Linked DNA regions of Homo sapiens: region 1 is linked to region 2. Evidence: read pairs that join two places in POLR2A ChIA-PET (ENCODE). Cell type or tissue: GM12878. All regions are shown on one strand.

The links. Peaks named below come from ENCODE experiments on the same cell type or tissue, not always from the same donor. Only the 100,000 strongest peaks of a DNase experiment are listed, where the experiment ranks them.
Region 1: POLR2A ChIA-PET joins it to region 2 with 9 read pairs; 8 of 35 experiments call an interaction of 5 or more read pairs at or near these places.

Annotation. Positions count from the first base shown.
Region 1 is chr17:58,509,662-58,512,161 of GRCh38, reverse strand. It overlaps MTMR4 (myotubularin related protein 4), which reads left to right. Exons shown (of 18, transcript NM_001378067.1): 4 at 651-733. Among named protein-coding and RNA genes, the nearest start is that of MTMR4, 3.7 kb to the left of the region's middle. In GM12878, no CTCF peak of the experiment used is centred here; no DNase peak of the experiment used is centred here.
Region 2 is chr17:58,336,741-58,339,240 of GRCh38, reverse strand. TSPOAP1-AS1 (TSPOAP1, SUPT4H1 and RNF43 antisense RNA 1) reads right to left here. Exons shown (of 5, transcript NR_038410.1): 3 at 1,562-1,793. Among named protein-coding and RNA genes, the nearest start is that of MIR4736, 2.0 kb to the right of the region's middle. RefSeq lists enhancers at 114-173, 919-1,213, 1,184-1,393, 1,624-1,693 and a silencer at 659-953. In GM12878, no CTCF peak of the experiment used is centred here; DNase peaks (open chromatin) are centred at 130, 1,100 and 1,520; H3K4me3 peaks cover 2,311 bases; H3K27ac peaks cover 2,500 bases.

The sequences.
Region 1 (2,500 bases), 170 kb before region 2:
ATACAAAAATTAGTCGGGCTTGGTGGTGCGCACCTGTAATCCCACCTACTCGGGGGCTGAGGTACGGGAATCACTTGAACCTGGGAGGTGGAGGTTGCAGTGAGCCGAGATTGTGCCACTGCTGTCCAGCTTGGGTGACAGGGTGAGACTACCTCTCAAAAAAATAAAAAAAAAAAAGTTGGGGATCCCTTCTGTTTCTCTCTGACCTCATGTTTTCCTGCCTCATTTTCCTAGCTCTGTTTCTGGCTCATTCTCCTTTCTCCTCTTCTCTCTTTCCATTATTCTATTACTGGCCCTTCTAAGGAGCACAGTGGCATTGTTGGAAGAACACAGGCTTTGGAGTCAGGCAAACCTGGGCTCTTTTCCTGCGTTGCCACTCACCAGCTGGGTGACCTTGGTCAAGTCACCTAACTGAGGCTTGATTTTTCTCCTCGTAATATGGGCTGAAAGCACCTGCTGTGCAACGTTATTGGGATCATTAATTGGGATCACATATGCAGAGGACTCCGTACAGTTACCAGGTGCTTAACAGACCCTCAGTAAATGTTGGTTTCCTTCCTGCTATTGATACATTAGTGCCTACGCTAGGGTGAGGGTGAGGAGTGGTACCCAGTGGGGAGTCTGAGCTTCAGTTTGCCCTTCCTCTACAGGTCCCCCTCCGGATGATTGACAGTGTGGAGAGCCGTGATATGTTCCAGTTGCACATTTCCTGCAAGGACTCCAAAGTGGTGAGGTGAGAACAACGGAGCCTCACTCAGGTCCCCTGGCCCTAGTCTTGTCCAGTTCTCTGTGCTGCAGGGTTTCTCTGGTGCAAGAGAGGAAAGATCCTGCCTCACTTTCCCCAGTTGGAAGAAAAGGTGAAGACCATGTTCTGGGTTGGGAGGTCAGTTTACTGACCCATAGGATCTTGACCTGAAAAAATGGGGGTAATGCCTAGTTCATGGAGTCATCGTAAGGATTAAGTGAGATAATGTGTATGTGTATGAAAGCACCGAGGACAATATCTGGCACAGAGCACTCATATTATTGTTGGTTTATTTATTTATTCATTTGATATACATGTATTGAGTACCCTACTCAATGCCAGCCTGTTTTAAGCCCTGGGGATACAGCAGGGAACAAATAGACAAAATTTTGCCGCCTCAGAGAGCTTACATTCCAATGAGGAGATACCAACCGTAAGTAATAAGTAAAATTTGTGAAATGATAGTAAGTGTAAAGGAAAAAAATAAAGCAGGGAAAGGGAATAAGGAGTGCTATGAGGGTGAAGATTGTAAAACAATCAGGCTGGGCACGGTGGTTCACGCCTGTAATACCAGCACTTCGGGTGGCCAAGGTGGGAAGATCCCTTCAGCTTAGGAGTTCAAGATCAGCCTGGGCAACATAGCGAGACCCCATCTCTACTAAAAATAGAAAAAATTAGCCAGGTGTGGTGATGCGTGGGGAGATCGCTTCAGCTTAGGAGTTCAAGATCAGCTTGGGCAACAGGACGAGACCCCATCTCTACTAAAAATATAAAAAATTAGCCAGGCGTGGTGATGCATGCCTGTAGTCCCAGCTACTCAAGAGGCTGAGATAGGAGGACCTCTTGAGCCTGAGAAGTCGAGGCTGCAGTGAGCTGTGATTACACCACTGCACTCCAGCCTGGATGACAGAGTGAGACCCTGTCTCAAAAAAACAAAAGTGATCAGAGAAGCTGCACCGAAAAGGTGGCAGTCGAGTCAAGACTTGAAGAAAGTGGCCATGTGGCTATTTGGTGGAAGAGTGTGCCAGAGACAGAGAACGGCAAGTGCAAAGGCCTTGAGGTGGGTGTGTGCCTGCATATTGGGAGACTGGCAGGGAGGCTGGTGTTGTTGGAGTAGAGCACGTGTGGGTGAGGGTAGTGGGTTATATGACCTGAGAACAAAGCCGGGTGTCAGACACTTTGGCTGTCATGAAGACTGGCTTTTACTTTGAGGGAACTGAGAAACCACTGGAGGATTTTGAGCAAAGGAGTGATGTGATCTGATTAATGTTTCATAGAATCACACTGGCTGCTATATTGAGACTAGATGAAAGAGAATGGGGGCAAGAGCAAAAGCAAAAACTGGGAGACTAGTTAGGAAGCTATTGCAGTTACCCAGATGAGAGATCATGGTGGCCTGTCTGAGGTGGTAGCAGCCAAAGCGGTGAGAAGCATTCAGATTCTGGGTGTATTTTGAAGGTGGAGATGAGAAGATTTGCTGACAGATTTGAAGTGAAAGAAAGAGGAATCTGGATGACTCCAAGGTTTATTAAAAGGATACCTACTTTAGAGCCTACCATGTGCTCAGGTCTGTGGGGCATTCAGAAGGAGCATTCACATTGCCCTTCCCTTCAAGGAGGCTAAACTCTAGCTGCTGGAAGAAGATTTAACATGTGGCAATATGCTATGGGAAAATGTGTTGCTTAGTACTCCAAGTAGGCCAGGCACAGTGGCACATACCTGTAATCCTAGTACTTTGGGAGGCCGAGGGAGGAG
Region 2 (2,500 bases):
GAGGCAAGGGAGTTATCACAGGCACTGAACAAGACAGCAGTCGGCCCACCCTGTGCAGGCAGCTGCAGCACTTTCTCTGGTCAGCTGAGTAGACTCACTTCCTCTGCCCTGCACCCCAGAGAGGCCGGGAGATGGAGGGCGGGGTCTCAGGAGGAGGGGTGGGGCATGGTCTGGATTCATGGAAGGTGAGGAGATGCAGGAGAAATGAAGGGGGGTATGTCCCTGGGGAATCAGCTGGAGGCAGGCAGGCATCAGTCTCTTCTGCTTTTGCTTAGGGACTAAGATTCAGGAATCCCTCTGGCCTTGGCACCTCCCCCTACCTTGTTCTAGACACCAGGGGCCAAAATTGAGAACCACATGATATCCTTGCAAAGGGATCGTTTATAGCACCTGGAAACAAGAATCTAAGAAGCAGCCTTTGGCCTTGTGCCTCTACACTAATCATCTATTACATCCCTATGGCAATTTCCAGGTTCAAAATGGGCCACCTCTATTATTGCATTTGACCCTCAGTGCCATCCCACGAGGCAATATTATTCCCCTTTCACAGATGAGAAAACTGAGTTTCCATTACATCTCTCGCCCACAGTCAGTGGCCTGGTGAAGCTGCACTGGTGCTTCAGCCTTTCCCCTTGCACAACGCTGCTGTCCCTATGGCCTCCCTTCAGTTCTCCATGGCAGATGGGGATCCAGGGCCCATAACTGGGGCAGGGGCATGGGGGTCCTCCAGGTTTCCCTTTTTCTTCCTTGAACCCCATCCAGCCTGCAGGTGGGGCTCTGGGGTTGCAGGTCCACTGACCTTAGTAACAAAGGCTCCTTGGGGGTGAGGGCTTCCATGCCTCCTGTGTTCACCCACCCTGGGACCCCTCGAAGAGGTGCCGGGACCCCTGACACCCACCCCCATTTTGTCCCAGGCTTCTCACCTCCCCCTCCCCAGAGCCGCAGCCCCATGACGCAGCCAGCCGCTGTTGCCCCATTGGCCCGCCCTAGTGCATTTGCCCTTATTTGGCCAGGCCAGCTCCAGGCTGGGTCTCCACCCCCGGCCCAGCCCCCGCAGGCCTGTCTCTCTCACTTCGTCTTTTTGAGGTTTGGCTCTGGGGCTCTGGGGCTCTGGGGCCCTGGCGGGCGTCACTTCAAACGCACTTTCTGGTTGAGTCACTTTTTAACGGCTCCAGTGCTGTGAGCTGCTGCTGCTGCTGGGTCCCTGGCCTTGGGGGCCAACCCTCCCCCATTTGACTGCTTAATAGGCTCTGAAGGAAAGGGCTGGGGAGGCCATCTGCTGCTGGAGAGACTCTGCGGGCCACCTGGCCACCCAGTTAGGCCCCTCTGCCCCCCAACCCACAAGCCTGGGCCAGAGGGTCCGCCCTGGGTCGCTCCCACTGCTTTTTCCAACGGGGTTGTGAGGGGAGAACAGGTCTTCACAGAAGACCTGTTCTTTGGGGACTTTGAATTGAGCTCCCTCTGGGGAACAGAAACGGGGTGCCCGATTTTCAGGAAGGTGAAACTTAACCTCGCTGAGTTTCCGGTTCCTCATCTCTGAGATGGGGATACCATCACTTACCTCACTGGGTCAGCATGACGATCAAGCGAGATTCAGATTGAGTGTGTTTCATCAAGTTCTCTAGCTGCCTGGGCTGCCTCCCTTCCCTCGGCCCCGAGTGCAGAACGTGGAGGTGAACGGGATGAATCCAAGCTGGTTCGCAGGGCAGTCCTCACTGAGCAGTCTCTTTCCAACTCTCACCACCTTTTCCAGCTGGTCCTGGGATGTGAGGAATCCTGTTGGGGGCAGGAGGCTGGCAGGAGGAAATAGATAGCTCTTTGCCCCTTGTTTCCAGACAAGATAAGGGGAGAATTCTACTAGAGCCATTCCTAGCCACCCTGCCTTCTCTGCATTTTGGGAGGTGTGCCCTCGAGCCAGCTGAGAAGATACCATGGCTGCCTGGGGGCTGGGCAGGATTTGGAACACAGATACTGCTGCTTCCTCCTGCGAGGTCTCTGGGCTCCTGTGCTCTTGGGGACTTCCTAGAGCACAAACAAGTCTTTTGGTCAACTCCCTCCCCATTTTTATAGGTGAAGAAACAGGCTGGGGTTTAGGGGCAGATTCAGTGACTGGCCCAGAATTGTACCATAAATAATCACAGGGTGAGGATTAGACCCCTAGTTTCTTGACACTTAATTTTATCCTCTGCTTGGTGATCCTGATGTTGGGATAGGGAGTGGGGCTGATGAGGGATTGTAGTGGGTTCCAGGCAGAAAACCAGCTCTTGGACCCCCTCCCTGTCCCCGCCACACATACACACACAATTTATTTGCAGCAGTTGGAACTGGAGCAGGTGCAGCTATGCAAGTTAAACCCAGCACCTGTGTGTGGAGAGAGTCCAGAGGGAGCTTTCATCTCTCCACTTGTGTCCCCAGAAGATCCCAGAGGAGAAAGCTTCTGGTTTCACGGCCACTCCCACAGCAGTGGTCAGGGTAGCCTTCCTCACACCCACACCCCCTT